Linked DNA regions of Homo sapiens: region 1 is linked to region 2. The links are chromatin contacts, found by Hi-C or POLR2A ChIA-PET in ENCODE. All regions are on one chromosome and are shown on one strand. Each heading gives the region's core, a stretch centred on a gene start or an enhancer-like site at or near the end of the contact. The rest is flanking DNA. Distances are from core to core; before and after follow the strand shown.

Region 1 (6,007 bases), core at 2,640-5,139, 100 kb after region 2:
TGCCTACCTCAGAGTTGTTGCAAGGATGAAGTGAGGCTATCCATGTAGCATGCCTCTCTGCCTCCCTATTGGTATGATGTGTGTGTGTGTGTGTGCATGTGTTGTCTCTGCCTCTACACATGTATTTTCCATTTTCTTGTCCACTTTATGCCTCTTTCTGGGCTGACTGAAGATTCAAGAAGGCTCTGAATTCTGTTCTGCTGTTTTTTTCTGATTTCTTTAGAAAAATAATCAGTGTGAGGTGATGTCCTTGGCTGAATACCCCCAGCTCCACTAGGACTTGTCTTCCAGCCAGGCTGAGAGCCATGTGTTTGAGCTTTTCCAACCAGGGTAAGGAGCAGTAGATGTTAGGAGCCTCGTGCTTAGAGCCAAGTGAACCAGCTTTTTCTGGGAAGGAGAGACCAAATCATCCCTGGGAGGATAGAGCCTGTCTTCTGCAGTGCCCCAGATAGCAGCAGCCTTAGCTGCTGCCTCTGTGGCCTACTTCCTTTTGTAATTTGCACAATAGGCCAGAAGATGGGGCTCTTGACCCTGGAGTCAAGGGCCAGAGGCTCTGACTTTTTCCACATTTGTACTGGAGAGAAGTCAGATCCACCAGTCCTCCCAGGAATCACCACTACTTCTCAATTCCTTTCCCTACCCTACCTACTCCACTTCTGCCATGGCTGGGACTTGCCTTCCAGGGGAGTGGGGGATGTGGGCACATCTTTCCTTTGGCCACCATCCTCGGCTCCTGAATTACCACGTTGCTAGAGTCAGTCTTTCTGACGCCCTGCCTCAGGTTTCCCCCTCTAATCCATTCTCCCCTAAGGGCAGATTTTGGAGATGGTACAATTTTTATAGGCCAATACAACATAGTGGTCAAGAACTCTAGAATCAGAGAGCTTGTTCTTGACTCGTCTCCTCAGGTGAATCTTTCCCCACCTCCTCAGAGAAGCTCTCCCTATCCCATGCCAGTTACTCTTGATCACATAACTCTTTATTTACTTAACAGTAGTGATTATAACTAGCGGTTATCTTGTTTGATGACTTGTTTACTTTCTCCCACTTGATTGTAAGGCTTATGAGGCCAAGGACACTGTCTTAATTGCTGTTTTCCCAACACCTAACATAGGGCACGATACATAGGTTCTCAGCAAAAGTGTTTTGAATTAATAGATGAATGATGGAATCCCAGCTTCATGACTGCCTGACCTTGAGTAAGTTGCTTAACTTCACTGAGCCTCAGTTTTTTACCTGTGAAATAGAAAAAGAGTAGAGACATTATGACTATTAAATGACACAATGCATTTATACCACTAAACCCAGGTTCTGGTGTGTGGAAGTTTTCCCTAAAGCCTTCAGCGTCCTGCTTTTTATCATTTAAGAAAAATAAAGTCTGAATGAATTAGCCAGATCTCCACAATTTGATCACAGCCTTTTATTTTATTTATTTTTTATTTTTTTGAGACAGGGTCTCACTCTGTCACCTCGGCTGGAGTGGAGTGGTATACTGAAGCCTCTCCTGGGCTCAGGTGATCCTCCCACTTCAGCTTCCTGAGGGGCTGGGACTGCAGGTGCATGCCACCATGCCTGGCTAATTTTTTTGTATTTTAAAAATAGAGATGGAATTTCTACATGTTGGCCCAAGTTGGTCTTGAACTGTTGGGTTCAAGGGATCCATCTGTCTTGGCCTCCCAAAGTGCTGGGATTACAAGTGTGAGCCACCATGCCCAGCCCACAGCCTTTCTCTATCACAACTATTACCTCCCACTGCTCTTCTCAATAACTTTCTGCTTTGGCCCAAATTGTGGCTACCCTGAATGGGCCATGTGCATTATTATTCTTAAGTCTTTGCCTAAGACTTGAGATGCTTGCTCTTCTTACCTTGGGTCAGCTAAATCTTACCCATGTTTTCAGACTTAGCTCGAATCCATGTCCTCTGTGAAACCTTCCTGAAGATCATTTTCTCTTCTGAATTTTTGCAATCTTCATGGTTTATATAATATTACTCATTAACATATACCCTGTTTCCCTGATAAGCCTGTTAAGCTCCCTTGGAGATATATATTTTAGATTTCTCTGCCTCTACAGTGTTACTTGGGCCTGTTCATTAGTAGGTGTTCAATACATTTTTTATTAGATTGAATTAAAAGCATTCATATTTACTAAGTACTTTCTATGTGCCTGGGATTGGTTGAGGCTCTGTTGAGTATACAGAAGGGCATAAGAAAAATAATCATTGCTTTCAAAGAACTTATAATATTTTAGTAAGCTAAAGTCAACATATAAAGTACTTAAATAACCACAGCATGACAACTGCTATAAGAAAGGTATGAAGTGCCTTGAGAATTCTGGGGAGGGTGAGATGACATCTGTTAGGGGTATCAGGGACAGTAGAATAAAGAAAGGCTTCTTGGAAGAGGGTGGCTTTTGAGATTAACTTTGAAGGATGGTTAAGATTTTGATGGACAAAAATGGGGATGAGGGTAGGATGTGAATTCCAGATTCAAGATGACAGGATTAGTAAAGAGATTGATGGAGTGTGTGGCAATGAACACTAAAACGCAGAGACTAGACAGGAGGCTTATACAGGACATCAGAAATACAATTCTGCTTCAGGGATACTGAAGCCCAACCTTGTTTCCAATTTCAGGACCAACACAAAGGATGGTAAGCAGGGGTGGAAAGTTTTAACATGTATCAGACTACCTTCCCCAACTGTAGCTTCTTTAGGGGCTGAGAATTATTTGCAACAATTCTTCCCCTGACCCCAATTTGGACCTACCTGAAGTCTGGTATGATAGTGCATATAAAACAAAAGGCCCCACGGCCGGGTGCCATGGCTCACGCCTGTAATCCCAGCACCTTGGGTGGCTGAGGCGGGCAGATCACCTGAGGTCAGGAGTTCCAGACCAGCCTGGCCAACATGGTGAAACCCCGTCTCTACTACAAATACAAAAAAATCAGCCGGGCGTGGTGGTGGGGACCTGTAATCCCAGCTACTCAGGAGGCTGAGGCAGGAGAATCGCTTGAACTGGATAGGCGGAGGTTGCAGTGATCCAAGAACACGCCATTGCACTCCAGCCTGGGCAACAAGAGTGAAACTTCGTCTCCAAAAAAAAAAAAAAAACAAAAAAAACAACAAAAAAAAAACAAAAAAAACCCAAAAGGTACCTTTCTTTTTCTTGAGGAGAGAGGGTTGCTTCGATTTTAGCCAGCCTCTCTTTTCTTATAAATCCAAATCAAATTTAATGCATTATTCATGATATTCTAACCTTGTGTTAAGTCAGTAGTTCTGTTGCTAAATAATAGTTTGCCTTAGATCATTTCCTGGAAAAGTTCGAAGCCTTTTTGTGGAATTGCTTCAACAGTCATCCTTAGCTCGACCCTGTCCGTGTGTTTTGCTTCTGACTTGAGACTCAAGAAGAAGACCTAAGTCATAGTGAGACTGTGAGGGAGCCTGACACTGCCTGCCTTCTTCAATTTAATGCTCTTTAATCTGGCCATTAGCTCAAGGAAAAACAATTAATTTTAGAAGGCCCTCTCCCCTCATCCGCAATTACCTCCTCCTGCAATCGCGAAGGATGTTTGCCCGGAATTTAAACATCATCTCCCAAGGAATGAAATCAGAATAGGCAAAACCGACACTTTCCCAGTTTTCAAGGGTCAGGTGCAGCTGCAAATAGAAGCAGAGATTTTCTAGCAAGCAGTTGGAAGGACCTTCACGCCCAGAGGCCCCTGAAGGGAGGGAGGCGGTTTCCAAGGCAACCGGGCCCGGGAGCGGTTGGCTCCCCGGCTCCTCCCCCTCCCCGCGGTAGCCCAGGGTACCGCCGGACAGCGTCCTCCCGTGCTCCGCGCCCTGATTGGCTGCGCAGGCCTCTCGCTGATTGGTTGCGGCGGATGCCTCGCGGGCCGGTGGCTATGGAGGCGGCGGCGGTTGATGGTTGACCGTTGGCTCCGGGGTGGGGGTCGCCGTTCGAGTGATCTGCTCAGACCCGACCAGAGGGCGCGGGCTGCTGATGCTTGGCTTGGAGCCCGTGGGGGAGACCTAGTTCGGCTCCGCCATGCCGGCCGCCGGGAGTAACGAGCCGGACGGCGTCCTCAGCTATCAGGTAGGGCCCCGCCTCCCGCGCCTCCCGCTCCTCCCCGGGGCGCAGCCTCCTCATCCTCTGCCCACCCTCCTTCCTTCTGCCCCCGAGCCCAGGCTTCCCAGGCCGCTCCCTGAGGGCGAGGGGAGGCCAGCCCGGGACACCAGGGGGCGCTCCGGGCGGTTGGGGACCAGGCCAGGGCTGCGAGAGAGTGACCTTGGGCCGAACCTGGGATCTGGCCCATCTCTGCCGCATCCCTTGCGCCGCCCGCCCAGGAGCCCTGACAGCCGGCGGGCGGCGACCTCTTGTTCTCCTCGCGTCTTTCTGTTGGAAGGGGCCGGCGTCTGGCCTCGCGTTGTCCTGCCAGAACGTGGGCAGAAAGGGTAGCAGGGACCTTGCTCTGGTGGGGCACGTCTTCTCTTTGTGTTTTTATTTCTGGGGGTTTCTGGTTCCTCAGTGGTTCAGAGGAAAAGCCAGAAAAGACTCTGGAGGCTGGGACCAATCCCTGATAGGGTGACCCGGTTTGTGACTCCCTCTGCCCCATTGAACAGACACCTGAAAACTTCTGGGTAGGGACTGCAAACTGGGCTGAGGATGTGTGGAGGGGTCAGGAACAGGTGCTTATTTAAGGGAATTAAAAAACCAAGGTTAAGTAACTGGTATTGGAACTGTTGGGGCGGCTAATGTAAGGAAAAGCATTGGACTAAGTGTTAGAGTCTGTAGTTTGAAATCCTACCTCTGCCTCACACAAACTTTGTGACCTTGAGTAAGTCACTTGCCTCTTTGAACCTCAGTTTCCCCAGCTATTAAAATGGGAATAGTTATGTCTGCTTTGCATGCTTCACAGGGTTGTTTTGAGGATCAGACGAAGTGCTGTTTGTGAAAGGGCTTTGTGGAGTAATGTTTATTGTGTGACACTCAGTGAATGAGTGGCAGCCCATTGAATTCTCACTCCCCGTTTCCTGTGCAATCAGATGGTGTGGTTTCTGCCTTGGAAAGAGGGTTGGAAGAGGAGGCAAGTCTGAAGTACAGGGCTCTGAAGAGGGTAATGGGCCATCTCAGGAAGGATGACACGTCTTGGAAACAAGTGCCATGTTGACCTCAGGGATGGTTTCCCCGAGGAGGCAGGGAAAATATCCTGAGTTTGCAACAAAATGAGTATCAGACACTGACTCTCTCCTCTTCTTCCTGGTTAATAGTTTGCTACAATTAATAGAAGATACATCCTTCTTTCCTTGCTCTGTCTGAAAAGAACAATATCTAAGATTTTGGAAAATGCATATCTAACCCCCTTAAAGCCTATTAAATGTATTCAATCTCTGTTTGGGATACAATGGTAAGAAAAAATAGGCAATGTTCTTGCCCTCCTGGAGCGTATCATTTAGTGGGGGAGGGGAGAAGTACTATTTTTAATCAAATATCACACAAATAAATATCATAAACTGTGATAAATGCTTTGAAGAAAGATAGGCAGTGCCATAAGCGTGTATAACAGTGGTTCCAGACATGGTCTCAGAGAAGATTTTGCTAAGGAAGAAAATCTGGGCAAAGAGCTAAAGGATGAATAAATGTTAACTGAGGGAAGAGGGGGATCACAGGGCCTGAGAGGCAAAGAGAACAGCTACACAAAAGACCTGTGGCAGAGGGGGACACACCTGGTTAGAGACCTGAAATGAGGCCAGTGTGGTGCAGCAACAAGGAGCGATGAGGGGAATGGTATATGAGATGTGTTCTGGGGTTATAACACACAGGGCCATTTGGAGCCCATGCTGAGGAAGTTGACATTTATCTGAGGAACAAGGGGAAGCCACTGAAGGGGTTTAAGTAGAGGGGAAAGGGGAGAGAGGGGGTCTCTCCTAACCGGGAGAGAGAGAGAGGGCATGAGAGAGTAAATGAGATCATGAACAGATTTTCTTTTTTTTTTCTTTTCTTTTTTT
Region 2 (6,230 bases), core at 2,213-4,712:
GGTCCAGCCCAGTACCCTGAACAAAGGAGTTTTTCTGTAAATATTTGTGGAATTTAACCCTCTGGGATTTAAGCTGAGTAGATGTCAACAGAGGAGAAGACCAACAAAGGAGTGGTAAACAACGCCCCTTCTCAGGGGGATCTGAGAGGTTTGCCACAGAGAAATCACAAACAGATGGTGAAAGCAGTACTATAGTTGGAAATGAGAAGATGTATCATACTAAAAACACACACACACACACAAACACACACACACACACTCTAAAGCCAGCTTAAATTCAGTCCCATGTTGAGTTTGGGCGGGAAATGGAAAACAGACCAAGAATGTTTCATCCCTATTGTGTTTAATGGTCACCAGACCTCCACTCCCAGCTTTTCAGAGGATGCCTGAACAAAAAGTGTTTCTACTTCTGAGCTCTGTTCCTGAGAGAGGATCAGCAGGAAGTGGGGGAGGCACAGATGTGAGAGTGGCTTATCAGGAACGTTGTAAAGCAGCAGCCTGAGTGAGGTTAGGATTCAGAGGCAGGACACCTGGGTTTCAGTAATATTTCTGCTACCTACCAATCTCTTTTGAGCCTTGTTTCCTTATTTCTAAAACAGAGATGCTAATAACCTGCTTAAAGTGTTGAATAGATGAAGGGAGATGACATCGGTAGAATGTTGGCTCCATAAAGGGAGAGAGAATCACTTTGTCTTTTTTTTTTTTGAGACAGAGTTTTGCTCTTGTTGCACAAGTTGGAGTGCAATGGCGCGATCTCGGCTCACGGCAACCTCCGCCTCCCAGGTTCAAGCGATTCTCCTGCCTCAGCCTCCTGAGTAGCTGGGATTACAGGCATGCGCCACCACACCCGGCTGATTTTGTATTTTTAGTAGAGACGGGGTTTCTCCATGTTGGTCAGGCTGGTCTCGAACTCCCGACCTCAGGAGATCCACCTGCCTGGGCCTCCCAAAGTGCTGGGATTACAGGCGTGAGCCACTGCACCCCGCTGATAATCACTTTCTTATATCCCTGTCTCTGGTCCATAATAGGCGCTTGATATTTGACACATTTCACTATTTGACACATTAGCTATTACTTATTACTCAGAAGATTACATCCAACTGCTTGCAGAAAAAGCAAAAAGTGTTGCAAGGAATTCTTTCATTTTAGTGCAAATTTCTCCCTCTTTATCTTGGTCTCAATAACTTCCCAAGACTCAAGGACTGGCTTCAGGCTGACGGAGCTGAGCTCCCTTCCGGCATCCCAGGCCATTCCCACCTTATCGAAGTTCAACCTTTGCCTACCCTTTTGTCTAGTCTAGGTTCAGAATATCTTGTTTTCTTCATCAGCTGGGAATTCCTCATGGCAGATTTGAGTTTGCTCCTCTTTCTCTACTTCCTCAGGGTTCAGGCCAGAAGAACCTGAGAGACTGGTTCTGTCTTTGGGAAGTATTTGACTCTGAGTCTAATGTGACAGCTTTTCAATTTAGTGTTCTTACCATATTGAGTTTCATCAAGAACATCAACCCTCTCATTTTACAGGTGCAAGATCTGAAGCCCAGAGCAGGACATTATTTAGCCAAGGTTTGGAGTCTATGCTTACAAAGGAGTGAAAGCCCAAAGCAAGGTTTTAGTGTTGACGAGAGGCTAGATGAAGACAGAAGATGCAAGAGTGAAATACAATCAATTGTATGTCTTTTATTTTTATGTATTTATTTTTATTTTTTGAGACAGAGTCTCCCTCTGCTTGAGTGTGGTGTGGTGTGATCACTGCTCACTGCAGTCTTGATCTCCTGGGCTCAAGCAGTCCTCCCACCTTGGCCTCCCAAAGTGCTGGGATTACAGGAGTGAGCCACTGTGCCTGGCTGGTATGTCTTTTTAAAATTACTATCATTCATGAGTGTTTTGTCTTTTAGGGTTTTTTTTTTTTTCAACCACAGTGTGGCCTTCTCTCCAGTACCTCCTGCTCGCCCACACTGTTTCGAGCTAGACCTTCCCATAGGCCCTGCTCTCGGGTCTACCAGATTTGTAAGTCTTCAGAGAGGCTGAAACTAGGATCAAGGTGAAGTTAGGGTAAGTGAAGTAACGAAGTCTGGCTACACGAACTCTTTCCCTTTTCCTCCTCTCTTTCACATGACCTCAAATGATAGAAAATAACCTCCCTTCCATTGTGGTCTCTTAAAGTCAGGAGCTACATCTACATTCCATCAGTTTTCTGCTGATAAATCAACTCGGGAGAGCTGGTTGCCTTTAAGCCTTCCCAGGGCTCAAAGCAGTGCTCCACTTTTAGAAGATAATAGGGATATTTCAGTTGGTAAGCAGAGCTGTTCATCCAAATGCTTCTAAGTCCATCAGCTCTTAGAAAACCAAAACTTCTCCGTTGTAGAAGGCAGGTTGGGCTTAATAAAGAGAGAGAGAAAAAAAGGAAAACCGAAACTCTATCTCAGGTCCTTCTTGTCTTTCTTCCCTCGCTCTTTCTTCTGGCTGACATGTCTTCCCAAACCGCCTTGTCTACTAGAGGGTTGGTAGGTGGAGAGCAGAGGCTCAGGTTAGAAGCAAAGAAAATATTCTGTACAGGTAGAAACAAAAATGCCATCAAAATGTGTAGAGAATGTCCCCACAATTTAGATTGCCAAGCAAGTAATAGATGGGCAGCCCACCTAAGTGCCAGTGCTGGAGCAGGGCTACCTGACACTAACCAAGGACACACTCTGAACACAGATGTGGTTCATCACCCTGGGAGGTGTACTCCCCAACGCCAAAGGGAGGGTAGAAGAAGCAGATTTGGGCTCCTGCTTACGTCAGCTGAAACACCACCCAGAGGCCAGGCAGGGTCAGGTAGGGGGAGAACTATGCAGGATTATTCTAAGCCTTTGGTGGGGGGTGCCTGCTGGCATCCGCTGCATCGCTGTTTTTGGGGAAATTGCCCTCTATGGAAAATTACCCTCCAATTTCATCATCTGTAAAATACCAATTTTGGATTGCTAGCACAAAATTTGATACAAAGGTGGCCACCACCATCACTTCCTTTCTTTCACCTTTTCTGGGTCAGCCTGAGGGTTGTCGAAGGTTCTGCCCAGAGACTGTTGTCTCCCCAGCTTCCCTTATCCTTGCCCAAGATCGGGTGGCGGTCTCCGACCTCTCTCCAATCTGCCAGTTTTCATGGAAGCCCACTCCTCGCTCCCGTTTCCCTGGGAGAGCGGGAGACCCTTCTCGTCAGCCCAGACCCTTCGGGGCCCCTGAGCACCCTGCCCGCCCCTCCTGCCCGGCCGGGCTCGGCCTCGGCCTCGGCTCCCTGTGGGCCAGACAGACAGCGAGGCCCGGCCACCTACCTTCTCCTGGGCCCTGCTAAACTTCTTCTGCACCTGCTTGGCGAAGAGGCCGGCCGCGCCGCCTGCCTTGCCCTCTGCCATCCTGCCAACTCCCTGGGGGCCGCCGCCCTGGCCCCGCGCCCTGTGGTTTTCTGAGGCCCCCGAGGAGGAAGTGCGGGCTCCCGGCATGCCTCGCATCCGGCCCCAGCCCTGAGCCACCTCAGGCCGCCCCTGGCCAGCCCTGAGGCCCGCCCCTCAGCCCACCACTGTCAGCTGGAGCAGGCCGGCTCGGAGGGGCGGGCCCGGGGCCTACCCTCAGGCAGCGCTCGCTCGAGGCCAGCTTCCGAGCTCCAACCCCTGCCCGAAACCTCGGCCTCACTGAACCAGGTCCTCAGTGGTGGGCCCACACTCACTCGCTCCGGAAAGCCAGTTCCCATCACGCTGAGCACTGCAAAGCAACTGCCACCGCAGGGTAGAAAATGATGTGGGTTCCACTCAGCGAGAGGACCTACCATATCGAAAACACGTTTAGGTTCTCTGAGTATGCATGCGAAGCCGCCATGTACACTGCGTTTCTTGCTCCAGGTAGGCTCTAAGCCTGGAACTGGTAGGGATAGAGTGCAGAAAGCAGGCAGGACACCCGAGCCGGGCTTGAAAGAGAGAAACAGGCCGGGCGCGGTGGCTCACGCCTGTAATCCTAGCACTTTGGGAGGCCGAGGCGGGTGGATCGCCTGAGGTTAGGAGATCAGCCTGACCAATACGGTGAAACCGCGTCGCTACTAAAAATACAAAAATTAGCTGGGTGTGGTGGCGCACGCCTGCAGTCCCAGCTACTCGAGAGGATGACGCAGGAGAATTGTTTGAACCCGGGAGGCAGAGGTTGCAGTGAGCCGAAATCGCGCCACTGCATTCCAGCCTGGGCGACAGAGCGACAGTTCGTCTCAAATAAATAAATAAATAAATAAATAAATAAATAAATAAATGAGGAACAACTAAGCTGGAGATAGAAACAGGGTAGGGGGCTGGTTCTTAGGCAAGAGAATGATCACATTGAAAAAAGGCTGAGGAGGATAGTATGGACGCCCGTGCTGAGCATGAGGAGCAAGTTTTTCTAGTTGGAGTACAGTGTACTGGATGGAGGCAGAATGTGAACACAGACACAGATTGTGCAAATTGGGGTGCGGCTGTTGAGATGACAACTATTGTTTCTTTAGGGAGAAGTTCTCCAAAAAATTCCTCCCTGACCTGTTTGAGGGGATAGCTTGAGATTAGGACACTAGGTGTGGAGGAACCACGTACTCAGATTTTACAGTGCAGGTTAAAATTTCCTCAAGGCAGGGAAGAAGGTCAAAATAACACTTCCTAAGGAGTGGAGGGGGAAGATAGGGCCTGACACAAAATTAGAGGCCCTTGTATGCTACTGTGTTCCTCTTCTTTCTCCAAAACAATCATTACTGCACTCAAGGTCAACTGTGTACCAGGCATTGCTGGGTGTTCTGAAACAAGGATGAATAAAATGCAGTCCCTGACCTTAAGATGCTTAATGAAGTCTGGCCGGGCACCACGGCTCACACCTGTAATCCCAACACTTTAGGAGGCTGAGGCAGGCAGATTGCTTGAGCCCAGGAGTTTGAGACTAGCCTGCGCAACATAGCAAGACCTTCTCTCTGCTAAAAATACAAAAATTAATTGGGCGTGGTGGCACACACCTGTAGTCCCAGCTATCAGGGAGGCTGAGGTGGGAGGATCACCCGAGCCAAGGGAGGTGGAGGCTGCAGTGAGCCCTGATGGTGCCACTGCATTCCAGCCTGGGCAAAGCGTGAGGCCCTTTCTCAACCAATAAAGAATAAGTATTAATAAATAAGTACATAAATAAAGATGCTTAAAGTCTGGAAGTGGAGATAGGTGGGTAATCAGGTGATTCTAATGTAATGTGCTTAATTTATTTGTAGAGATGGATACAAAATTTTCTGGGAATAGGTGATTAGGGTTTGTTTGTTTGTTTGTTTGTTTGGAGACAGGGTCTTGCTTTGTTGCCAGGCTGGAGTGCAGCAGTGCCATCAGGGCTCACTGCAGCCTCTACCTCCCAGGCCCAAGTGATGGTCTCACCTCAGCCTCCTGAGTAGCTGGGACTAAGGTGCGTGCATGCCACCACTCCTGGCTACCCAGGCTGATCTGGAACTCTTGAGCTCAAGCAATCCACCCGCCTCAGCCTCCCAAAGGGCTGGGATTACAGGTGTGAACCACCTTGCCCTGCCAGGCGATTAGGGTTTATTCTGGATGTTAGCTTTGGTGATGCCCTGGAAGAGGCAGGGTGATGAAAATAGAAGGACTTGATATTGGATGGGGAGAAGTGGGGAGAAGCATGGAGAATAGCAGTACTGCGGGAACACTGAGAGTAGATGGCAATGCTAACAGGTGTGTCACTGGCAGAAGGAGGCCAGTACCTGTGTCCCTGCCAGGACTACATGGCATCCTCAGCAATGCAACCCAGCCACTGTCTCCTAAGAAACTCTGTTTAGTGCCAATATCTTGCAAACTGAAATTGATGGTCACCAAATCATGTAGTGTTAGAGAAGAAACAACCCTTAGAAGTTAATTAGATAGGGAAATTGAGTCACAGAAAGGGCTGATGACTTGACCACAGCCACCCAGCTCCTCAGTGGTGGAACTGGGATGGGAACAGACTCAGCCTCTTATAGCACATGGAGTGTTCTAGAGGCCTCTGCTGAGCCTGTCAATTCCAGGGTCTGTCTCAGCCAGTTTCTCCTTCTGTAATGTTTAATACCCTAGTCCCTCTTGTCTGGTCTTAAGTGATTGACATGAAAAGCTGCTTCTCATCCTTTTTAGCCTTCCCCTTTCAGTTCCCCCTTTGCTTTCTCATAGGCCACTCTAACAGACTGAGCCCTGGCCAGGATACAGCAGAATTATCAGTTTCCCA

Evidence for each region. Hi-C counts contacts between places; a loop is a spot of excess contacts on that map. ChIA-PET counts read pairs that join two places held with the same protein, here RNA polymerase II (POLR2A). Pooled maps may share reads with other maps.
Region 1: a loop to region 2 is called in a pooled map, with 2.7 times the contacts of the local background. The contact joins the promoter of SLC4A8 here to the promoter of BIN2 in region 2. A Hi-C loop is called at or near these places in 1 of 50 pooled maps. POLR2A ChIA-PET finds 5 or more read pairs at or near these places in 5 of 52 experiments (OCI-LY7, PC-9, WTC11 and 2 more).

Annotation. Positions count from the first base shown.
Region 1 is chr12:51,420,942-51,426,948 of GRCh38, forward strand. SLC4A8 (solute carrier family 4 member 8) reads left to right here and starts at 3,890. Exons shown (of 25, transcript NM_001039960.3): 1 at 3,890-4,094. The coding sequence starts at 4,047. It overlaps SLC4A8-AS1 (SLC4A8 antisense RNA 1), which reads right to left and starts at 4,387. Exons shown (of 3, transcript XR_001749147.2): 1 at 4,299-4,387; 2 at 3,546-3,658; 3 at 958-1,236. RefSeq lists silencers at 3,649-3,858, 4,129-4,338 and an enhancer at 4,449-4,508.
Region 2 is chr12:51,320,712-51,326,941 of GRCh38, forward strand. BIN2 (bridging integrator 2) reads right to left here and starts at 3,463. Exons shown (of 13, transcript NM_016293.4): 1 at 3,311-3,463. The coding sequence starts at 3,391. LOC105369767 (a long non-coding RNA gene) reads right to left here and starts at 3,297. Exons shown (of 2, transcript XR_944957.3): 1 at 3,017-3,297; 2 at 1,657-2,492. RefSeq lists silencers at 1-228, 3,209-3,698 and an enhancer at 2,989-3,178.